Linked DNA regions of Mus musculus: regions 1, 2, 3 and 4 are each linked to region 5. A link is a loop called in an ENCODE intact Hi-C map of the cell type or tissue named here. Cell type or tissue: left cerebral cortex. All regions are shown on one strand.

The links. Hi-C counts contacts between places; a loop is a spot of excess contacts. Peaks named below come from ENCODE experiments on the same cell type or tissue, not always from the same donor. Only the 100,000 strongest peaks of a DNase experiment are listed, where the experiment ranks them.
Region 1: a loop joins it to region 5, with 3 times the contacts of the local background. A loop is called at or near these places in 3 of 42 quality-filtered maps.
Region 2: a loop joins it to region 5, with 3 times the contacts of the local background. A loop is called at or near these places in 3 of 42 quality-filtered maps.
Region 3: it touches region 5 in a loop (5-fold over the local background); 6 of 42 quality-filtered maps call a loop at or near these places.
Region 4: it touches region 5 in a loop (7-fold over the local background); 6 of 42 quality-filtered maps call a loop at or near these places.

What each region holds. Positions count from the first base shown.
Region 1 is chr17:93,759,730-93,764,729 of GRCm38, reverse strand. No RefSeq gene overlaps it. Among named protein-coding and RNA genes, the nearest start is that of Gm32512, 410 kb to the left of the region's middle. In left cerebral cortex, a CTCF peak has its summit at 2,178 (motif pointing left); DNase peaks (open chromatin) are centred at 2,176 and 2,449.
Region 2 is chr17:94,550,521-94,555,520 of GRCm38, reverse strand. No RefSeq gene overlaps it. Among named protein-coding and RNA genes, the nearest start is that of Mettl4, 200 kb to the left of the region's middle. In left cerebral cortex, a CTCF peak has its summit at 1,889 (motif pointing right); DNase peaks (open chromatin) are centred at 1,916, 2,243 and 3,673.
Region 3 is chr17:93,529,829-93,534,828 of GRCm38, reverse strand. No RefSeq gene overlaps it. Among named protein-coding and RNA genes, the nearest start is that of Gm25935, 290 kb to the right of the region's middle. In left cerebral cortex, a CTCF peak has its summit at 2,091; a DNase peak (open chromatin) is centred at 2,084.
Region 4 is chr17:94,733,304-94,738,303 of GRCm38, reverse strand. Mettl4 (methyltransferase like 4) reads left to right here. Exons shown (of 9, transcript NM_001357135.1): 6 at 2,794-2,968; 7 at 4,651-4,757. Among named protein-coding and RNA genes, the nearest start is that of Mettl4, 14 kb to the left of the region's middle. In left cerebral cortex, a CTCF peak has its summit at 2,662 (motif pointing right); DNase peaks (open chromatin) are centred at 1,702, 2,324, 2,650 and 3,019.
Region 5 is chr17:93,194,213-93,199,212 of GRCm38, reverse strand. Adcyap1 (adenylate cyclase activating polypeptide 1) reads right to left here and starts at 45. Exons shown (of 5, transcript NM_009625.3): 1 at 1-45. Gm32465 (a long non-coding RNA gene) reads left to right here. Exons shown (of 3, transcript XR_385916.4): 2 at 4,021-4,146; 3 at 4,596-4,872. In left cerebral cortex, a CTCF peak has its summit at 2,204; DNase peaks (open chromatin) are centred at 1,108 and 2,168; H3K4me3 peaks cover 236 bases.

The DNA of each region.
Region 1 (5,000 bases), 570 kb before region 5:
AACAAATACAGAAGTGAATGCTCACAGCCAACCACTGGATGAAGCACAGGTTTCCCCAATGAAGGAGCTAGAGAAAAATCCCAGGGAGCTGAAGGGTTTGCAGCCTCATAGAAGGAACAACAATATGAATTAACTAGTACCCCTAGTGCTCCCTGGGACTAAACCACCAATCAAAGAAAGCACATGGTGGGACTCATGACTCTAGCTACATATGTAGCAGAGGATGGCCTAGTTGGTCATCAATGGGAAGAGAGGCCCTTGGTCCTGTGAAGGTTTTATGCCCCAATATAGGGGAATACCACGGCCAGGAAGTGGAAGTGGGTGGGTTGGGGGGAAGGGACGGAGGGGGGGGGAAAGGATAAGGGATTTTTATAGGGGAAACTAGAAAAGAGGATAACATTTGAAATGTAAATAAAGAAAATATCTAATAAAAATAAATAAAAACAATGAAAAAATGAAATAAATGTAAATAAAGAAAATATATAATAAAAAACCAAACATTTTTAAAATAATATTTCTGATTCTGTCTGGAATTGAAAAGAAAAAAACAAAAAACTGGCCGAGTAGTGATGGTGCACGCCTTTAATCCTAGCACTTGGGAGGCAGAGGCAGGTGGATTTCTGAGTTTGAGGCCAGCCTGGTCTACAAAGTGAGTTCTTGGACAGCCAGGGCTATACAGAGAAACTCTGACTCAGAAAAGAAAGAAAGAAAGAAAGAAAGAAAGAAAGAAAGAAAGAAAGAAAGAAAGAAAGAAAGAAAGAAAGAAAGAAAGAAAGAAAGAAAGAAAGAAAGGAAGGAAGGAAGGAAGGAAGGAAGGAAGAAAGGAAGGAAGAAAGAAAGAAAGAGAAGAAAAAGAAAAGAAGAAAAAGAAGAAAAAAAAGAGAGAGAAAACTACTTTCTATGATAAGATGAATATTCCAAAGATTGTGTCATTAGATTTTAGAAGATGATTCAACATTTTTTTATATGCTAAGCAATATCTATATAGAGTAAAGAGTTCAAAGTTTCCTATTATCTGTTCTCAGCAGCATATACCAAATTTAATGGAAAAGTATATATTTATAAGAAGTATTACAAGGGCATACTATGTAAATAAAATTAAGTTAGAAAAATATTTCATGCAAGAGATAAATTGAAGAGAATAAAATGTAAAACAAATTGAATTCATCAGATGATTTTTTTCCCAAGAAAATTGGCAGCCTTATGGAAAGCAATGAAGAAACATTTTGAAATAATATGTGAGTTTAAAGATAACACACAAAAACAATATGATTATGCCCTCAAGTCTTTGATTAGTCTAAGGATATATCTGTATATGCCCTTCTCAGAAAGGTCTTCCTTGTTATCATTTGAATATTATTAGGAAATTCTTAATGCACTGCATGGAGACAAAAGCTTATTAAAAATTACATCCAAAGCATATGATGTTCTAAATGCCACCCCTTGCTCATTCTTTATCTATATGAACTATCAGGTCCATAATACTCCTCTTTAAAGAAAGTTCTCTTAATGATTTTGGAGAAAGATATTTATAACTCAAAAAGATAAGATGATGAAAGAAATAATTATAAAATAAAAAGATCATATGAATAAAAATATCAGTCATTTCTACAATAATGATTTAAAAGTTATAGTTAAGAAGTATTCAATTTTAAGATCACCATAACAATCTTATTATTTCCTAATATTATTTCTATCACTAGATGAATTCTATTATGACTTCTGGAAGGAAAGTATACAAGCTGAAAACATAGTAGTGACCTGACAAATGTTTCCACCTAAGAAATTCATGCAAAACTACCTGTGTTTCATATAGAAAATACAAAAATTGATATATGCCTATATCTTGAAGTAAGTTTTTTCCTTTGTAGATTATAGAGGGAAAGAACAATCTAGGCACAATCACATGTTGCACACCCAGTACTCATGGATGAGGTAGAAGGATCATTACTTCTAGACCAGCCTTTCCTCGGGAAAACAGAAAATAAAGAAAAACTGTGTAACTAGAAATATAGCATAGGCTTTAAGTTTCTAATGAGGTTATAAAAACTTGTGCAGTTTTCCTTTGTTGAAATATCTACCAATCAATTACAACGTTTACATCCCAAGCAACTGCCAACATACTGCAGACATTTAGCATTCTCCTTTAAACTCTGATACACTGCCACCTTGTGATCATTTGAAGGAAGTTCAAATCTTTGAAGAGCTCACACAGCCTTGAAAGCTAGCAGAAAGGAAGCTAACAAAGGCTCATTTATCTTAATGGAAAACAAGCTGATGAAGCCCATATAGCAGTGTAGGGCACTTACATCATGGCTTTTGGAAAAGTGTACAACATTTTTACCTAGCCCTTAGTTATGAAGAAGAAAAAGTAGATGTAAACTAGTTGACTATATTGAAGATGCATTGTTGATCATAATATAACACATATAATAAATCCTATCAGAAACAGTTACTTTGACAATCCTTTTTGACCATGGTCACTTGCATTTTGTCTAAAATACTTATGGAGAGATTCTGTTTCTTCAGCAAAGGGAAAGTGCAGGTGGTTTATCACAGGAGAAGTGATATTTATAGCTAGTGCTCTAAAATATAAATGTTATGTGAAATTTTCTTGGGTTGTAACTTATTGATAGAGTATTTGCTTAAATCCTTTTCAGTTTCCTGTACTACTGTCAAAATCTATTGATTGTACTTAGATGGTTTGATTTCTGGATGCTATACTCTGCTGTGTTTGTCTATTTATTAACTACATGTGCCAGTAGTTGGGATATTGGTTTTGAAAAAAAAATGGAAAAGAGAAAAGATGCTAGTTCTGTTATAAAATTTCTGAAAACCATAAATTAGGTATTTCAATAAATATGAAAGAATAAATTTGACAAACGTCCTCACAAACTGACTTTTAGCAAATCAGTTATTGTCTTTATTTTAAATGGTAAAATACATGTTTTGTGGGAGTTTTGTGTAATGGTTTTTTGTTTGTTTTGATTTTAATTTTTTATTGGAGAGAGAAACATGAATTTGAATCAATAGGTTCTCAGAAATATCCTGAATGAATCTGGGGAAGAAAAAGAGTATAATCAAAACATATTGAATGAAAAAAATTAAATAAAAGTATATACATAAAATATGGTCTCCATGTTAATTTCTCTCCTAGGTATTTTATAGTTTAGGATTGTTTATATTTAATATTATGATCTTATGTTGCCTTATGTATACCATAATGAATGGTTAATCTATTTTTTGCAAAGTATAATGAAAAATAAACCCAAATTACCCAATTTTGAAAGAGTCATAGTAAATATATTATCCTATAAAAGATACAAACTTTAAAAGTGTTAAATTTTCTGAAAAGAAAGATGAATAAGAGGTGGCATGTATTTTCTTTACATATTTGGTTGGTATGAGTTACCAGAAACTTGTCTTTAATTTGCAGTAAGTAGCTTCCTATAATACAAAAAATATATGACACGTATTTTCTATTTAAAATAAAGACAATCAAGAAAGAGCCTGGTCTACAAAGTGAGTTCCAGGACAGCCAGGGCTATACAGAGAAACCCTGTCTTGAAAAAAACAAACACAAACAAAAACTATCCCCCCCCAAAAAAAACCATCAAAAAAAAAGAGAGAGAGAGAAAGATTTATTATAGTACCCACTACATAAATCGTCAGCAAATATTTGCCAAGATATTATAGTTGGTTGAAATACTTGTTTACTATTATTCAGCAAGTGAAATATTACTAAATGAACTCATGAAGCATAATTCCAAATTAGTAAAGGATTTATTAATCCATGGAGCTAAGCTCAGAAATATATGAATTTTCATATGTACCAGTGTAATTGCTCTGCATAGTTAGGAGGATGATTATGTACAGGAAGTAAAACAACAAATAAAAAATGAAGAAATACATTTTCTTTGCTGGGTATTCTTTCTCTGTGGCTACTAGGGATTTAGAACATTTCTTTTTTAAAAATGAGGGGGAAAAGCAAACGTTTGCAAAAGACCGATGGATAGTTCTTAAAATTCAGCACAAGTTCACTTAAATTTCAGTGGACTCTGAATTCTAAAGCAGTCCCTTTAAAAAAGATATTTGAATATTTCCTATTCATGTATATCTTCTTTCAAACGAATATTTGAATCTTAGATAGCCAAGGGAGGATGTGCTTTTTTTTAGAAACACACATACCTTTATATCATCTTGCCCAACAATATAAGAAAAACTGGAAATGGTAGCTTGAAGCTACCTCTTTTACTAACATAGTTTTTAAAAGACCAGAGTCGCTCAGTCAAATCATCTGATCATAAATGAGTTTTCACGATGAGGAAAGGATAGCAAACATGGAGACAGTTGTTGATAATGTCTAGAGGTGTCAGTGGAACTCTCACTACAGCCAGAAAATATCAAATAACTGTCTGTGCACCACTTGATGGATGTTATTAACCCCTGGTTGGGTCAATAAAAATTGTTCTGCAGACACATGTGGCTCCCAGACCTACAATTTAACTCTTGACCTGATGTGCTACAAATCATATCTGAGTTGAACTCTGCTAATTCTTCTATGTCCTATCATATATCATGCAAGATGCCCCTGGAGGACAGATTCCAAGTAGCACCATTTACAGAGCAGCTGCTATTGGGCAGAGGGGAGCAGGCAGCGAAATTCACCTTTTAGAAGGCATTCTTTGTATCAACAATTCAAATTAGCTGAGTATGAGAAAATAGGTATTAGGAATTATTCTTTGTGAATATAAAATATACATATTACTCTGTGTATATATAGTTTACAATAAGTTAAAAAACTGTTAAATGCCTATGTGTATGACTCTTTTTAGTTACAGAAGAAGAAATAGAATTTAACAGGAGGTGACACAAGAGAACAGATATAAAATCCAAGGGAAAAAGGATGTTCAAGTATTTGAATTAGTGAGAAGACTTTTTAAGGAGCAAGACACATACACAATGATGTGAACAAAAGATTTATTCTTTATTCATTTAAG
Region 2 (5,000 bases), 1.4 Mb before region 5:
GGCTGGAAGCAGGGTGACAGTGAGTTCCAGGTCAGGCTAGGCCATACAGACAGTTACTGTTTCAAAACAAAAAAGATAGTTTCCATGTTATTCTCTCAACTGAATCAATTTCTTAAAAGGTAATTATTTAGGAAAGTGATAAAACCCCCTGAACTTTGGGCAGTAGAACTTGATATGCAAGTAGGTATTATTTTTTGAGATAGCTTGATTGCCATAGATTTTATATGCAGTATTTTGACTAAAAAATACACTGTCGTGTTAACATTTTACTTACTTCTCTGTGAACATGTTAATCCAGTAACTGGTGTACTTAAAAGCATCATAATTTTTTCTTCCAGTAGCCACATATTTTTTAAAAAAAACCTATATTCTAACATGTACATGTTAATTTATATTTCTAAGTAATAGGCTAGATGGATTTATATTCTACGTAAATATGGGAGTATAGTTTAAAAGTACACAAGCAATCATTCATGGTAGTGCATGCTTATTATTCTGGTAATTGAGAGGTTTCTTAGGAGGATCATGAATCTGAGGGAGGCCAGCCTGGGCTATATAGCAAGGCAAAGAAGGAAAGCAGAATGCAAAGTAACTGAGTTTTTTTTTTCTTTTAGTAACATTTGATTGTTTCTCCTGTTAATCAAAAACCTCATGAGTCTAGACTTTCTCTCTCTCTCTCTCTCTCTCTCTCTCTCTCTCTCTCTCTCTCTCTCTCTCTTTGTGTGTGTGTGTATGTGAGATGGAGGGTGGGAGAGAACAGAGTAATGAAAACATGTGACAGAAAAAGGAGGAGGAGCCTGTTTGAGAGGAGGAAGAGAGCCAGAGAAAAGGGCATGAAGATGAACTAGCACAGTATAAAATGACACACTTGTATAAAAATGCTCTAATGAAGTCCATTACTTTGTATGCCAACTCAAAACATTAATTAAAAAAAAACAGGAAAATAAAACAAAGAAAAAAAAACTCACAAGAAATATTGTCCTATCTCCCAACGACCTTTGTTTCAGTTGTTCACAAAGATGTTATTATTTTGGAATTCAAGGGCTTTTTTTTTAGAGTGAGGAAAGGTAATAGAAGAAAATAAAAAATTATAATTTTCCTTGTGCATAGCCCATTAGGTTTCTTCTATAATTGGAATAATGTAGCATGAGTTCCTTGAGTTTCTGTGAATGGATGACAACCATGATCCACGGTCCATAATCACAGCATCTTTAAAATTATACACATGGGATTGATGTGAGCAGAAGAAGGCACTTTATATTTTGAGCCATTTTATGAACAGTGAAGGCAAAGCTGGCTCACTAAAACAGGAATCTTAGAAACCCCAACCTTCAGCAGCATTTCCTGTAATTTCCCTCTGGAATGCTTGTCCCCAAAGAGGCCCTGAGTCCCACACTTTCTTCACATCTTTGGGTCCTTAAATTTCATTTCTTAGAAGACAGATTGTAATTGACCACTTGCAGGGCATGTCTATTATCTCTGGGCCTGTGTCTACAGCTCTGGAAACAGAAGCAGCAGAGACTGTTTGCTCCCTGATGACCTGCTTTTGGATCAGGCTTTCCTCTGGAGTGGAACTCACAGTGAGCCCACTCTTGACCATAGCAACTCCTCCAGGTCACATTCCTTCTGTCCCAGACATGCAAGGTTGTCCAAAGAAGGCACAGACTTCTTTAGGGTTATTAGCTCCCTGGAAATGGCTAGAACAGTCTGCTTGTAGTTCTCAGAGTGTACCAGCCGATGAAGTTTAACTATTCAATCCTCATAAAAATGTACTGTTTGTATAGTTTTCTCAACAGCTTATTATTTTTTATGAAAAATAAATTTATTTTTATTTTATATGTATGGGTGTTTTGTCTGTATACCAGATGCATGCAGTGCCCATGAAGTCCAGAAGAGGGCATGTGGTCCCCTGGAACTGGAGTTGGAGATATTTTTAGTTGACATATAAGTACATAGAATCTTCTGCTGTTCTATTCTTCTCCTCCAGAAGCTGCTGAGATGTGCAGATTTATGGCTTACCTGCCCTGTTCTTTTCTCCCACTCTACTAAAACTATCCTTGAGTTTAAGTTCTCTAACAAGTAAGACTAAGAACGCAAAGGGGGATTCTCAAAGTCTATTATTAACATACTAGGATAGGAATTTACTTTGTGGTTGTCCTCCTAGGATAAGAGAGGGACAAGCATTCTAAACCCTGCTTTGGATTCCAACAATAACTGTAGAAGTATGCAGGGAAGAAGCAGGATGGGGAAAGAGTCACACATAGCATCTGGTGCTGGCTACGATTGAGTTACACATTGCATCCAGTGCTAGCTATGACTGGGTTTGATTGTTCACTCTCTCAGATGTGGTTTTTGGGGGTTTGTTGAAACTGGAAGCATTCATCTTTGTGTGAACAGGTAACTGTGGCTCTGATTTGAGATAATTATCATCTGGGTTTCCCCTATATGAACTTCAAATGTCAGGAAGGAAGAAGGACTCAAAGGAAGAACAAGTCTGAGAAACAAAGTACAGTTAGGACAGTGATTGGGTCCACAGTCAGATCTCTGACTTTAAAGGTTGTCCTGTTGCATGGGAACTGTGACTTGGATAGTTAAGTCTCCACTGAATTTATGTTGAGATAAATGCTTTGCTTCATATGGTACTGCTCAAAGAAACGTTACTCAACAGTAAAATGGTCTTGAAATTATAAAATATTAAAGTGTTAAGCAATAAAATCATGGTGTAAAGTATATTCATAGTTCTATGTTTGCTCTATCCAAAACAATGAAGTGAAGCTATTTAAAATGAACTAGAGCTAAAATTTGAGTGTAGGTAAAAGATAGCAAATATCTCCTTCACCCCCAATGCTTTATATACCCTCTGCTAGGTTGCTTTACATCAGGGCCTGGTTATTAATATCTTAGATGATTTTCTTTTGAGATAGTGATCTTATTACAAATGCTTGGTATTCTGATTTGGTGGAGCATAAGCTGTAATTTTTTTGTGTGTGAAAATAATGAGAACTCTCACTGTTTTGTGATAGGATTAAGACCAATGATCCCTTCTTAATAGGAAAGCACCAGAACAGAAAGAATTAAAGGCACATCCTCTTGGATGGGCTGGTTTGTGGGAAAGCCTCCCCACTTTGGTAGAGCTCCTATCTCAAAACAGAGTTGGGAGATTGAAATATAAACCTTACTATTTAAGAACTAGTCAGCTGATTTGGGTGGAGAGAAGGATGCAATAGCAGTACATAACTTTTTATAGAATGATTTTAGCTAAAAATTTGAACTTTGATACAGCTTACTAAAGAGATTTTTATATTTTCAAAACACCTGTCTGCACTTACAACCTTGTCTAACTCTTGTACCTTAAGGTGAGAGAGACAGTTGCATATACTTACAAGTATGGGTGCTATTAATCATATGCAAATGAAGATTACATTTTATTAAGCAAGAACATCTTCCAAAGCTGCCTTCCAAGTGGGACATTCTCCATTGCTGCCTGAAGTGGAGGAAATGTGTCTTCTGAGGAGACACAATGATTTGTGTTTAAATATAAAAGAGAGAAAACCCACACAGGGCTGCATAATAAAACTCGTGCGGCAGACAGTATGATCATTACAGGAAGTGGCAATTGCTTTCCATCCTCAGTTTTGGTAACTGTAAGATGAACTTGTTTTTGAGAGTGTTGCTTAATTTAGTAGCAGAGTAACGGGAAATGATAGTGTCCTGGGTGTAACAGCGGCTCCCGCAACGAAGAACCTTACATAACCTCTGATTTCACATGTGGATAATAGGAGCTACATTACCTCTTGGGTTTTAGAATGGGATGTCCTTATTAGAAGATGGTTTGGGCTTACTAAATTTGAGATTTGGGGCAGGGAAGATCATGTGTGCATTTTTAAGAGAAGGAAAAGAAACAGGGAGGAAGACAGAAATGCAGCAAGGTAATACTGAACACGAGGTCCTCTTGCAGACACTTGTTTGAGGCTGGCTTCTCTTCCAGGTACCTTGTCACACTACAAACATGTTGCTTCTGAGGTTGTCCCACCCCGGGTTCTTGATTAGCCCACAGGGAACCTGGGAAATGGTGGATTAGGGATTATTTTAGAAGGACCCTGAATCTTGGTCCTTCATGGAGCCTGGAGGTACTTATCAATGAGTTTGTTTAAATGTGTCACTGATAAGGTGGTATGGCTATAGTAGTCAAGCACTTGCCTAGCATGCAGGAGGCCTGGGTTCAATTCCCAGTGTTGAAAAAAATATCATGAAGTTTTAATTTTTAGTTCCAATTTCAGAACTAAACTAACCATTAAGCAAAATATCACCCAACACATCCTAAATTTCTTTCATTGTCTTACTATAGTAAGTCAATCAAAAAACTGGGCTTGAAAGGATAAGTCAACAATTCAATATAAAACAACAAGAACAAAAAATATTTGAAGTTTAAGATAAATTCTCAAGGCAGGCAAGCAAGCAAGCAAGCAAAACAAATTAATCTTTTGCCATAATGAACTTAGAATCCATGGGCAATGAAAATAATTATTATGAAAAGCTTTGAAGCTTAATGATGGTGACAGGACTGCATATGAGCAATGATAAAATATGAGGAAGGATTAGAGGCATTTCAGAATACTTTCCTGAGGTCTCATTAGAGCTCACAGAGCCTCTATTCTGCTTAGCTCTTGGAAATAAGTAATAGATACTGAACCAGCACAACTGAGTCTGGAATACTTTCACAGAAAAACAACAAAATATAGTTCATGCTTGCAGAGATTCCAGACAGTGCCTGTAACCTAATTGGTCTATTTGACCAAAAAGAAGGGCTTGTTTTCCTGGCTCTGAAATGACTTTACATGCCAAAATATATTCTGTGTAGCATGTATTATTACCTGCTAAAGCCTGTCCCCCACACCAACCTGTGAACGTTTTGAGAAAGATGGCTAAGAATTCATCTACAGAATGGACGTGGGAGCTGCTCAGTGCCTGCATCAGCAGAAGGTCAGAACTGGGAGATT
Region 3 (5,000 bases), 340 kb before region 5:
GCTCTCATCAACGTTTCATAGTTTTCATAAATGATTAAATTTATTTCTGGATCATTTTGTCTACTTTGAATAGACTCATGTCCTTATATTCTTTTCCAAATAACTTAATCATTATATAGTAATGCTGCTGGTTTTTTTGTATGTTGGCTTTGTAAACAACAAGACTGCCAAATTAGATGATTAATATTTAGTTGTTTTGTTTTGTTGTTCCTTTTTTTTCAAGACAGGGTTTCTCTGTATAGCTCTGACTGTCCTGGAACTCACTCTGTAGACCAGGCTAGCCTCAAAATCAGAAATCTGCCTGCCTCTGCCTCCCAAGTGCTGGGACTAAAGGTATGTACCACCACCGCCTGGCTAATATTTAATTACTAATGATAATTCAAATAAAATTATTAATGATAATTCAAATATAATTTAATATCTTATGAATAAATTTTAATTTTTAATTAAAATAATTTTTATTTATTTTTCTGACAATAATTCTAACTAGAGTAAGAAATATCTCTTAGTGGCTTGGATTTGAATTTTCCTGATAATGCATGGTTTGAATGTGTTTTTGATGGCTTCTTATGAGTGCCTTTGAGAAATACTTATTTAGATCTAGGTTCATTTTTATTTTTTATTTTTACATAATTTTTTTAAATTAAAAATACTTTAATAAATAGTAATAATTGTTAATATTTTATTATTAATAATACATTTTGGTGGATTTGGGGACATTGTCTATATGTAAGAGCATATGTATCAATTGAGAACCATAGCTTTGCCTAAATGACCTAGATGGCCTGTCCTACTTAATTTTGTCTTCTTCATCTGGCTAGAGCTTCTGGCATTATGTTGAATAAAATTGTAAAATTTGGCATTATTGCCTTATTTCATTTGTTAAAGAGGATGGCTCAATCTCCCTTCCATTTTGTGTTAGATTTTGGCTTGTTGTTTAGATACATGCTTTCTGTGCATAATTTGTTCCATTTTATCATGGAACCATGCTGACTCTCATCAAGTGATTTTTCTGTATTTATGAGATAGCATTTTTTCCATTTTTTATTAGGTATTTAGCTCATTTACATTTCCAATGCTATACCAAAAGTCCCCCATACCCACCCACCCCCACTCCCCTACCCACCCACTCCCCCTTTTTGGCCCTGGCGTTCCCCTGTACTGGGGCATATAAAGTTTGCAAGTCCAATGGGCCTCTCTTTGCAGTGATGGCCGACTAGGCCATCTTTTGATACATATGCAGCTAGAGACAAGAGCTCCGGGGTACTGCTTAGTTCATATTGTTGTTCCACCTATAGGGTTGCAGTTCCCTTTAATTCCTTGGGTGCTTTCTCTAGTTCCTCCATTGAGGGCACTGTGGTCCATTCAATAGCTGACTGTGAGCATCCACTTCTGTGTTTGCTAGGCCCTGGTATAGTCTCACAAGAGACAGCTATATCTGGGTCCTTTCAGCAAAATCTTGCTAGTGTATGCAATATGGATTTTGTGTTTCCTCTATTGATAAGATATTGGTGATATCACATATGGTGAACCTTTCTTAGACTATAGAGTGAATTCTACTTAATTATTCTGAATAATACTTCTCATGTGCTGCTGGATTTTGGTCTACTAATAATTTGTTGACAATTTTGAAACTGTGTTCGATGTCTTGAGTCAGAGTACTCTTTAGTTTAAGCAATGACTTGCGGTATTTTTGCTCTCTACATTTTCTTTATTAGAATACTGAATCATTTCAGTATTTTTCTGGAGATTTTTGAGTTTCCTTTAGAAAGGTGTTTTGAACCTTAGAGTTTGCATACATTCCTTACTGTATGGTTATTTAATGGCATCTTACTTTGGCTGTAAGGTGAAGTCATGGTTCTCTGGCAGTTCTTGATGCTTTTGACTCACAAGCATCTGCACAATGAAGGATTTGATGTGTTTATCCATGGTTTATACATATTATGACTATATTATACCTATTGTTGTAGAATTGTAAGCTTTTATTATTTTCTCTAAACCTGTAGACTGTTTCTCAATTTCATCATGACATGGCACAGTAAATCTATGCATGTCCAAATCTATCCTGAGTGTCTTGTCATTTTCTCAGCACTAGAGGGTGATCAAATGCCAGGCTAGATTGCAAACCTAAAGTTGTTTTGTTCAACATTAACTAAGGTAACTGTCTAAAAGAAGTGGTTCTTCCTTATAAGCCTTTACTTTGGGCCAGGGTAGGTTCAAATACCACATCCTCTACTCCAGTACATGGTAACACACCTCAACATTCTGTCTGGACTCACTTTAGAGAGATTGGTCCTTGGCTTCTATACAGCAACTACTTCAGCATACCCTTCTCCAAATGGACAGTTAATCTTTCCACAATGTGGTATGGAGGACAGGGAATAGTGAGGTTAAAAAAAATCTTATACATAACAATAGCAGGCCATAACATGGAACCTACAGCCTGTTGAAACCAACACAGCACTGGACCAGAATCATAGAACCAAAGCTGATACAACTTTTGTCTGCCTGCAGCTAAGCAGAGCTCATATCCAAAGCAAGTATTATCAGTGACAGGTGATGCAGTAAATACTATGTGACTGACTAGGCTTCTATATCTCTGCCTACCACTTAGCACTGTTTAACAGCACTGGGCACAGGGGGTCAATCAGCATCCAGGCATTGAGTTCCATAGCACATCACTCTGTTTCCTTCCTACTCTAACTCTGATAAACAGAATCCTTCTAATTTTAGTATTCTACATTATTAGAGGTGGACTGGGTACCAGTAGAGGCTGATCTCTCATGAATCTTCTATTCTTAAGGACCTATATATTCTCAGGGATATTTAACAGGCCCATAAAGGCTGTGATGATGTAGGACAAACACAAGTCTGTACAACAAGAAGACAGAACTTACTAGACTAGGTCTATCCTGAGCCTCTATCTCGGACTACTGCCCTGAAGATGGGGCCTTTGGATCTTCCTGATGCCAGATCTTCCCTCAGCAGGCATAGATAGCACTAAACAAAGTTCTATTCTTACTTTTAGGGTTCCTACTTTATAGTCAGTGGATTCTTTTTTATTTTTATTTATTTATTTTTGATTGGATATTTTCTTTATTTACATTTCAAATGCTTTCCCCTTCACAGGTCTCCCCCTCAGGAACCGTTTTTTCCATCCCCCATTCTCCCTGCCTCTATAAGGGTGATCCCCCACCCACCCACTCCCACCCTCCTGCCCTGGCATTTCCCTACACTTAGGCCCAAGGGCCTCTCCTCCCACTGATATCCAACAAGGCCATTTTTGCCACATATGTGGTCAGCGCCATGAGTTGCTCCATGTGTATTCTTTGGTTGGTGGTCCAGTCCCAGGGAGCTCCAGGGGGTCTGTCCTGTTGACACTGTTGTTCCCTCCATGGGGCTACAAACCTCCTTAGCTCCTTTAGTCAGTAGATTCTTATTCTACATTTTGTTGTAAGATTAGGAGAAATGCAATAGAGCTTTACTATTGTTTCTTAACTAAGGAGCCACCCAAAAGTTCACTCCACATGTAGAAGCCTAAACTAAGTTCAAACTAACTAAACAAATCCTTCTTTTGCCCTGTTAAAATTTTCTTCTCCTCTGTTGTTCCATCTCACTTTCTTCACTCATTTAGATTTCATTTTTCTGGAAGCCCTTTAATCAGTCTGTTTTCTTCCTATGCCACAAAACTGGGGTATTGTTGTTGTTTGTTAGTTTAAGTAAAGGACATAATAGTCTCCCATTTCTAAATGTAAGACACTCCAGTCTCATCCCACTTAACCAGTCTGGATAAGGTCTTCATTCATATGTTTCTGTTTCCACTTTCATTCTGTCTTAACTATCATGCTTTCCATCCATTATGCTGCTTCAGAAACATTGGGTTCTGCTGTATCCAAACAGGACAGTTTCACATGAACCCCTAAGGTCTCTCCACTTGCTATTCATGTCAGAAGCATCCCCTATACCTGTGTGACATTTTCTCTTCACTTTACTTGGGTTTTGGTTCAAATGACAAGTATTCACAAACAAGTTTACGTAGGAGACTTTACTCTAAGTAGATAATATTCTGTTTTTACCTGCTCACATTTCTAGGCTCTGTGTTTATTCTTAGTATTATTACTTCCCTATATCATGTATTTATTTATTATCTCTACAACATGAATTACAACCGCTGATAGAATATAAAAATGTACAACTTTTAGATATACAACTTTTTATTCAGTTGTATCCCAAGCACTTAGAAAAGTATCTAGTACATGCATAAACTATACAAGATTAATTAAATAAAGGAAAACAGATGGAATAATTTGAATTAACCATAATTTCATGGACAGCAAATTTGCTTATTTATAGTATTAGCTAAATTCTGTTTTACCAAGTAGAATAAAGCAATAAAAACTCTATTAATTAGATGTCCACCTCAACTGAATCTGAAAAATAAATCTGGTGCTGAGCTGCCTTGGAAAATTAGGACAATGAAGACAAAACCTACTTCATGTAGAAGTGTACAGTCAAAAGAGCTACAGCATGCCTGAACTTTTGAAAGTGTTAACTGCTATGGTGTCTACCCTGCAGGTATCGCATTGACATCCAACTTGAACTCTCAAAGTATACCCCATAAGATAATCTCTTGTGGGTTGTTGGCACAATTTTCCTTTTTTATTTCTGTCTATAAAACCCAAATTAAGAGATAATTATTTGAAGGATGTAACACTTTAGTTTTCTACAGTTTTGACATTGTAGATCCAGCTTGTGGTACAGCTCACAAGCTTCGGATATTATGACCCAGAGCCCCTAGTAGAAACTAGGGTTACAGCTCACAGGCCATGGGTATCAAGATCCACGGCCCTTAGAGTTTATCAGTTCTCTTGAAGTATTCCAGTGACCAGGGCCTATAATTCCTCAGCTTGAGAACTTTACAACCTTCTACTTTTTCTTTACTTCCCCCATCATTCATCATTTTCACTACCGTTCCATGCCATCTCTAGCCAAGTCTTTTG
Region 4 (5,000 bases), 1.5 Mb before region 5:
TGAAACTTTCTGACGGATTGTTGAGTCGAAGGTGATTTTAGAGAGGAATAGTTGGTTTAAAAGTGGGTTCAAACCTTGTAGTTCAGCTAGCTATGGAAATACATTTCAGTTCTCTTGGACACTTAAACCTAGGTATAAAGTTGCTGTGCCCTGTGATGAATCTATCCTTAAAAATTTGAGATACCAGCTACTGCTGTGCTGGGAGTGTGATGGTGGAAGTCAGGAGTCCAGGGGACACACAGTCTGGGTTCTTTCATGTATTTGCTTAATAAGAAAGGGTTGTTAGCCGTTCCTGACTCCTTTAATGTAGTGTTACCTACATCAGAAACCAGATGCTTGAGCCTGCCCTCTGGGAGACTCATTCTTTTTTTCTAAGTGAGTAGAGTTGCACACGTTTCTTCAGAGTTGATTGAGGAATGAAACAAAGTGGAGGAAATGGGAAGACTTAAGTCCATGTGTTCCTAGCCTAGTTACTGAAAGGAAGAAATTGACAAAATCCCCATTAGATGCGGCTTACAGAAGGAAAGGTGAGCTTGCCTCATGCTTTTAGAGATCTCAGTCCATCATATTAGGAAAGGCTGGTATCTCTTTTCACAGCTTTAGGAGCATGTAGCAGCAGACAGGAAGTAGAGAGCACTAGGTTGGGACCCTGGGGTGGGCTTAGCTTTCCAAGATCCCTCATCCCTCCTATTAATCTATCTCAGCCAGCCAGTCTCCATCCTTAAGGTTCTTTTGTCTTTAGAATAGCACCACAATCCAGACTGAACACTCAACAATGAGCCAGCAGAGGTGCTGTCTCATCATTGGTGGGAGACTGTCCAGGGTTAAAACAATACTTGGGCCTTCAAGATGACTCACTGGCAAATCACAATCTCTACCAAGTCTGATGATCTGACTTTAGTTCCTGAAATTCACATGATGGAAGCAAAGAACTGACTCTTTCAAATTGTTCTCTGACCTCCACACACATCCTACAATAGGCACACATCTATATCAATGAACAAACAAATTATTTTAAGAAGCCTGATACATCCTCTCTTCTCCCTTCTTTCTTCATCTCTTTCATTTCCCTTGTCTTCTTTTCTTTTGTATAATTCAAGAATGCTTACAGGTTTATAGTGAACTACCACAGGGGTTAAAGATGCAGAAGCAGGTGAGTGGTTGGCATTACAGGATGTCAGAATATATAAATGAGAAGACAGTGTTGGAAGGATAAACGTTAGTAAAGAATGTCATATATTTCCCTGTAGAGAAGGTGTGTTGATGTAGATAGATGAAGTATATAAAGAGGGAAGAGATAATTTGGTAGGTGAAGAAACTTGGTGGCTTTTATTTTAACTAAAGTCTGAGATAACTTCATCTGCCAAGGCATGGGCAGAGGACCTGAAAAGCGGTAAGGATTTTACAGTATTTAACCATGGATAGATAAAAGAATCTATGATTGTTTTAAGAACTTGAGAATAGATTCAAAGTTTCTTTTGCTCTGTGTTTTCCTTCACTTCATTTATATGTATGAAGAAATTGAATTCCATTGTGGTATTGGTATGTATAGGGGGATACTTCAGTGATGGAGTATGTGCTTTGCATGCACAGGCCCTGCATTCAGTTCCTATTGTGTGCATGTATATGCACATGCACACATCACATGCATGCATGATGACAAGGCCTAGCTTATGTAATTGGAATGGGGTTTTGGAGGCTGAGTGTAGTTGTTTGTGTAGGCAGATTAACAGTTGAGTGTACATTATATGGGCTGTGCTTTGAAGTTGCTAAGAATAGAGTCAAAGTTTTCCTTTTTGAGGTAGAGGGATCTCAGAGATTCAGCACACTGAATATTGAGAGTGAGGACAAAATGTGTTCATTGAAGAAGGTTTGGTGTTAGTGTGGCTGGGTAATGTACTTCTTAAAGAGAAGAGGAGGTTTTGCCAAAGTTGAAAGAGTCTAGAAGCAATAATGGGACATTAGAATACAGTTTGTCATCTCCACTTGTATGGGGAATGTTGGAGAAAGAGTTGTATTTGTTTGGATATTTATAGATCAAGTTATGTGGTTTAGCCAAACAAGTTTCTTTTATATTATTAATGGCCAGGAGGCATAAGACAATGGACCTATAAGATGAGACAGAATATGAAGGCTTGAGAGAGTCCAGTGGAACTGATTGAACAGGAAGATAGGAGTGCAGTGGTAGACAGGGCCTTGAAACTGTAAAGGGAACATGAGGTTGTGTGAGGTCATAGGTGACCTAGGGGTCAGCAGTGTGTGTAAGATATGAGGCTTACACATTTGAGACTTACACACTTGAGGTTTACATGTTTGAGGCTTACACACTTGAGGTTTACAGAGGGGCAAGGCTCCTTGCTGAAGTCATCCCACTCTTGCATCCCTGGCCTCAGAGTCAGTGCTTCTTTTGTGTCATTTGGTTATTGGGACATCAGTTAGTTTCAAGCTCACTCTGATGGGGCTCCTGTGACACACAGGATGATGAAATCCAGACAGTATTTGTTTAATTTTGAATGAGAGAAAACGCATATTAGATGTTGTAAAATTACCGAAATGCAAATCATATGAAATTAAAAAACAAAAGCCATACAGCTTGACAATTTAAAACTAGGAAGATAGAAAAGTTGGTACATGTGTAAGTGCCAGTGAGTCCACCAGGTGTCAGTGTGACTCCATATTTAGCTGCATGTGAGCGGCTCCTAGACCTTTGTATTTGTGGGGTCTTTTACCTGCTTATATGTCTTTCTTGCAGTGATTTTATTACAGTGTTTTTTTTTTGTTGTTTATTTTTAGGTACAGTAGTTTATCACCACAGCAGATAAAGCGAATGCCTATCCCTAAACTGGCTGCTGCTGACTGTCTCATTGTTACTTGGGTGACCAACAGGCAGAAACATCTGTGTTTTGTGAAGGAGGAACTATATCCTTCGTGGTCTGTGGAAGTTGTTGCAGAGTGGTACTGGGTAAAAGTGAGTTCAAAAGTTAGCTTGTCTGTTATCTCAGCATCACTTTTCACTTCCAGGAAGATGCTGACTGTTCTCAGTGTGTCCACGGCACTGCTGTCCTCCTCAGGCTCTGACAAGAACTGTTCATGCTTTGTATCTGAACACCAGTCTTCCTGCTCTCAAGGTGTTTATCCCTTGTCTCTGTAGTGGGCTCCCAAACTGCTGGCCTGTTGTTTTTTTTAAAACAAAATCTTAATCATTCAATTTTACTAATGAAGACTTGGGAGCCAGATGCTAGGGTGAAGGTCTGCTAGATCAAAGAGACAGAGAAAGCACCCAGCTGACCTTCCTCCTTAGCGGTCATCCTACAAGAAATCCCCTCTCTCACACCATCTCAAAAAACCTCTTTCAAACTGTGTGTCTGTCTGTCCTCCTGACTCTTAATCTCTATGGTTTTTTCCTTAATAATCCTATGTTCACTTCCTATCAACTGATTGCTTGCTCTGCCTCTTGACCTATGGTTGACTTTATTTAACCCTGTATACAATATTCAAGCAGAAAGCTCTTGGATTAATGGATTATTTTTCCAGTAAATAACGCAGTCTTGGGGTTCACCCTGTGATCCTGTGATGGAATATCCTGCAACTGTAGTTGAATGAATAGGAAGTTAGGGCTGCCTTACCTTCATTCTCTCCTCTGTACACCAGAATCTCATTGCCCTTTGCATTACCCATAGTTTCTCCCTATTTATGGGGATGAGGACAAGGATCAGCAAGAGCACTGTGGAGAGGACGGGAAGGTGCAGGGACCAAGAATCTGTCATTCTCGGTTTTTTTCACCTTGATACGGGGTCTCCTGTAACCCACACTGTCTTGAACTTGCTATGTAGACAAGGATGACCATGAACCTATGTAACCATGGTTAGCTGCCTTTTAGGCTTCCAGGTTCCTTCTAGGTTTATTTTATTTTGGAGATAGGATCCTGTTAAGTTGCCAGGCTAGAATTTATAGCACCAAGAGCCAGCCTCCGCACCAGGTCCTTTCTACCTCATCACCTATCCCACTTTCTTCCCTGACTAAACTGTGACTCTGACATTCTGCTATCTAAACTGTGGAAGGATTTATTTTTAACTACTTGGTCACATGGCCGGTTGAATTAATGACTGAACTAACGATGACCTGGTTTCCAGGAGCAAGTAATCATAAAAAGTAGAGGTTGTTTATGTGCGAGATGACAATACAATATATTTAAAGTATCCATGCCATGTGAGTGTTCAAACACACCTTATAGCTACATTGTCCAGTATGGTAGCTGCCGTGACTTGTAGCTCTCCAGTACTTGACTTGTGCCCTTCAGATAGAGAGGTACTGTTGAGTGTTAAATGTGTGCTGGACTTGAAAGACCCACTATGGAGGAAAATAAATCATACAACATGATACCTTTTAAAACTGATTGCATGTGGAAATTCTGTTTCAGACATGCTAGATTAAGTGCAGTTAAGGGAAATTACCTTGCATTCTATTTTTTTTAACTTCTTCCTAATGTTACTACTAGAGAATTTAAAATTATATAGGTGGCTTGCATTTGTGGCTCATATAATATTTTTTATTGGACAATACTAGCCTAGAGGTTTAATAACTTCTCTTTTTGCTGGAAAATATAATGATGGTAAAAAATAATGGCTTTTCTTGGTTCCTTCCTTTCAGATCACAAATTCAGGAGAGTTTGTGTTCCCGTTGGATTCTCCACACAAAAAGCCTTATGAATGTCTTGTACTGGGGAGAGTTAAAGAAAAAACTCCCTTAGCATTAAGGTAAGAAAAGCAATTTTTCAAAATTCTATAAATATGGGCTTTTAAAATTAATACAGTGATCATTGATTTTCTTTAATTTTTATACTTTTGAAATCTGAAAGTGACCTAGAGCTGAAAAGTATGTTACATAATAAATAAAAATTTATATTAGCTTTTGTTTTATCAAGGATATAGTAGTTAATATAAAAAATGACATTCTAAAAATGTTTGAATTTTTAAATTGATTTCTCTCATCGATTCTGT
Region 5 (5,000 bases):
GGAGTCGGAGGCACCTTCTCTGCTCTGAGGTCTCAGGCTGCGTCTGAAGATGCTGCTGCTTCTGCTGCTGACAGAGGTGACTGGCCTTCTGCTCGTTTTTATATATGCAGTTAACAAAATAAGCTGTCCGAACGTGGTTTCAGGAGACACCTCTTTGTCAACATCTTTCTGCCTTCAAGTACAGAATATTTTGGTTGCACTGTTGCACTCCGATTTTTATTCATGATATGACTTCCTTTTTTTTCTCCCCCAGTCACGTAATGATCCGGTATCAGTAAAAGACGTCAGCATCCTAGTCCCTCAAGGAACATATTAACTATTCTGTGCAGTCCTCCAGGATGATAAGATCCGGAGTCATCCGCTTCTGATAAACACCTTTCACTCACACAATCCAATTTTTAAGAAGTCCAATTATTTTGATGGTTTTCGATTTCACTGATTTCTCAAAGACAAGTAAAGAACTCGTAGAATTTAGAGAATGGTGAAGTCATGTTTTTATTGAGTCCCTAATTTTTCTTAATTTTCACTCAACCCCCACCAATGACAACTCTGATCTCTAGATTTAAGCACCATCAAGATCTCCTATTAATAATTTTAATTTTGATCTCTCAATTCCTTGCATATGCTTTTTCAAATAGGCTACTAAACATGGAAGTCGTTTTGTGTTTTAAAGGAAAGAATTATAAGGATTTTCAGTAAATATCTAATGAGTCTGGCTGGGTTGACAGTCTGTCTCTGAATAGATTGATGGATGAGACTAGGATGAGAGCCTGTGGTGCTGTCCAGGCTCTTGGTGCTGAACTATTTGGGCGCAGATGCTGCAAATGTTGAAATTTGCCACTGGTTTAATTTTCACCACAGCCTCTAAATTTGAAGCTTTGGCAGTGGTGCTCTTACTGTGGGAGTTCATTGTCTAAATCACCCCGCTGTTCATATTAATCTTCCCTTGGATTCTGTGTCCACGAATGTCCCAGTGCTCAGAACCTGCTTAATCCCTGCCTCAGTGCAAAGCTTTTTCTTCTGAGTTAGTCCTAGTATTCAGATGGATCTTTACCTTTCCTGTCTACACACTTTCACACTCTCCGTGGCTCTTACTAGTTTTAAAAATTGAAACCATGTCACTGTGTTTTCTGCAATAATTGAAAATTTAAGATTGTGAGGGTGTGACGTGTGTCTCTTGAATTTCTCTTACATGTTGAATTCTGTTTAGGGAAATATAGACTCGGAATGCAGGAGGATTCCCTGCACAAGTTGTCTTGATAAAGGTTGCTACCAGGAACCCTTCCCTGGGGGATAGTTAATATTTTTAACTAAAAATAAAATGAAAAGAAGAAAGCAATGAGAAAAGATCACATTCACTGGGGACCTTCTAAGCACCTGAGTAATTTCAGAAGATTCAGAAATTTCTGGTCCACTAGGAAATCTCGAGAGCCTTTCTTTTCAAGGGAAAATAGAAGCATCAATAACAGTTAGTGTGCATTTTTACTATCTGAAGCTCTCTCTCTCTCTCTCTCTCTCTCTCACACACACACACAGTGAGAGAGAGAGAGAGAGAGAGAGAGAGAGAGAGAGAGAGAGAGAGAGAGAGAGAGAATTAAGTACGAGTGCTGCTGCCTATACTGTGATTTGGGTTTAAATAAGTTTAAATAAGCTGTTAGTCCTGAGTACTTTTTCCAAGCCACAGTATTTCTCACTTTTAATGCTATTATCACCTTTGTTTGAGGTTTAATACTTTCCCCAATTATCAAAAATTTTCCTTATTTCCTGACTTTGAATGATCCAAAGCTGCCTGTCTCCTCTTAGTTTCCTCCTAGCTTTAGATTGAATACTATCAACAAACTACTTCTACACAGGGGATGTTTCTCTTTGTGTTATATTATATCTGTCTGCTATCTTAGGTTGGGGTGACTACATCCCTGAACTACATATTCAGCGTCCACCTTTCCTGGCCCTCACACAAAGAGCTTGCAGTGAACAGGAAAGATAATCCAGCAGGACTGCTTTTCATAACAAACTTGTCCAAAACTATTGCCTACAGTGGTTCTCCTGACTTTTGAGTCAAAGGTGAACTCCATTAAAATTCCCACTTTTGCCTCCCACTTGAATTCTGAAATGAGTTCCATCTGGAAAGACATTTAAAAATCTCCAGGACTACGCATTTAAAATTTACAATTCAATGCCCAACTTTTTAGTCAAGAGAGCCACCATGTGGGGAGTTTGGTTGACTTCAAGGTCTGTTAAAGGCAAAACCCACAAGCAAGAAAAATAAGCAAGAAATAAATGTAGCTAGGAGTTGTGGTGAACACGAAAGAAAGAAAGAAAGAAAGAAAGAAAGAAAGAAAGAAAGAAAGAAAGAAAGAAAGACAGACAGACAGACAGACAGACAGAAAGAAAGAAAGAAAGAAAGGAAGGAAGAAAGAAAGGAAGGAAGAAAGAAAAGTAAGCAAGCCTTCAAAAGCACTAGCTTGCGTCCAGTTCAATGGAGTATCTGGGTTGTTGACACTCTTACTCCCTGGGCCTGGGTACCCCAAAATCATACAACTTGAAGTCAATCCCATTCAGTAGAGTGAAAAACTCAGTAGAGAATTTGAGATTATTGGTGAGTAAACTCCAGAGACCTTGTCTTTCTTGGCACTTTCTGAAGTCCACCTAGCCCTGCCTAGAGGACTAAAAATCCTTGATCCCATACAGGCTCGTTTCACAGATATTTTCATGGCCAATGGCAATCTTTAATTAGGTGTGCTTGGTGTCTGGAGATCAGGGAAGCAGTTCTGGACTCAGTTCTGGACTGAGCCCCTAATCAAAAATATTGAGGGGAGGAAAGAAGGCTGAACCCTTGGTCGTTGGAAATTGAGGAAGGTTGTGGAAAAGAAAAATTAGAAACCTATGTGTGTTGAGGTCTTGAGAGCTGTGTGGGTTTGGAACTGCATCCTACTTGGTCAAAGCCATTCACTGAGCCCTTTCTGCTTTGGTTCAAAGACCAACGCTGGCTTCCTAATTACTCCTCACAAGAGAGAATATTTGCCGTTAATTTCAGGGATGCTTCAGTGCAATCTTAAAGCTGCTGTATCTCGGAGGCTTTTGAGTTTGCAGTTTTGAACCTATGTGCAGTAAGCAACCATCAGGCAAAAAGCAGGCAAGAAAGCTTCTCACCCAATACTGTCCACAGAAACTAGTATGCCAGCAAAGACTGGATAGGAGACCAAAGCCAGCCACATACATTTGCTAATTTAGGAATGCATGTGGCAACTTGGACTAAGACGCAGGAAGGAGCCTGGGCACAAATACAAGAGACCCTCAACTAAACAGCTGTTCCTGGGAAGACTAGGGAGAAGAGAAAAGGAGGAGTATGTGGAGTATGTGGAGGGAAAAGCCTTGTGATTTTTCTATTTTGATAGTACAGAAGAATGGAAAGCCTTCTGTCCAACACCCATACTCCTTTCTCTTCATCCTCATGATTTGTTAGACTTCCCAAGCTGTCAACTTTTCTCCAGATTATGAAATCTAGGAATGCTATATTAGCTAGAATCATATTATTATAGAAAATATGAATACCCACAACATCTTGGAATGCAAGCTCTCACCACTGTTCTCCAACAGGCAACAACTAAAGGTATCTGAGGCTAAGCCATGACTGACTTACCTGAAAAACACTCTTCAGACATGTTTATTGGAAACAAGGAAAGGCCCTTAATTTCAAATTCCTAATGTGTTAGCTCCTGTTTGTCCTGTTAGTCCTTTAGATCTGAAAACAAGTTTTAATCCAAAACATTGAACAAGCTAAAAATCAAATTAATGCACCCCTGAATTGTTTCTCCCCACACATCTGCATTTCTGATGTGGGAGTCTTGAACACTGAATCACTCAATTCAAAGAATTTTTTACCTTCAAAGAAGTAGATTTTTGTATTGAGACAGATTTTGGTCTTTTGAAATACAACTCCTAGTCAGAGTTTGACTTTGCAAAGGGTTTCCCATTACTAAACACAACGGCATTTGAAGGGTCTTGTCTGTCACTCAGATTCCAACTCTTGAAATCATCTCCACTTGGGAAATTTGTTGAATGGGAATCTGGATCCAGCAAACCCATGGCAAATTAAACTATCTGCTCTTGTGCAGACCAGTGAAGTGGAGCTCAGTTTCTCAGGTAAGGCGATTTCTATTCCTTTCCTCCTGACCCATTAAGAGCACTCATTATTTCCTGTGTCCTTTTCCCATTCCTTAACTACTTAGCTCTCCACATTGCCCATTACCACCACTGTCTCTATGCACTTCTCCATCAGAATCTTTAGTCATACAAAAAAAGATGTGTTTGCACAATGCATCTTTACACATTCATAACGTAAATAATATCCAATAAAGACTTCAAGAACCACGTGTTTTCTTTCTATTCTCTTCTAATTGGCACTTAGCATAAGAACCATGCTCTTGTGAGCCTTTTTGGTGAACAAGCTTAATGCAGAACATCATCCTCCCTTGTGGATGACAGAAGTGAATTATAAGCCTGTATTCAATTTCACTCTAAACTTTTTCTCTTCTTACTTTTTCAAAAAATGCAATGACTAATGACTCACTTCCTACTGATTCCACCTGTAGGGAAACCCAAATGTTCTGCCACCGAACATCATGACCAAGACTTACATTGCTGCCTGCATCATGCTCTTCTGAAATCATTGTGAAGTAAGGAGATGATGAGCTTGCCCATAATGTGTCATGACTTCTCTGACCTTCAGACTGGAGTGCCTCCCACTCTGAAAACAACTAGGAAAGGAAGCCTTTCCAAACCACATGAGTAAAGCACTTCTCTCTAATCCAAGAAACGAATTGCATGCTCACATGGCAAAAAAAAAAAAAAAAAAAAAAAAAAAAAAAAGCCAATTTTTGAGACACAAAATAGATAACACAAGAAATAAAACCAGGAAGTATTCTTTGTGTTGAGGAGTTAGATAATTTCAACAATTCTATATACATCTCTCCTAAGACTAAATTAGCTGAGCACAA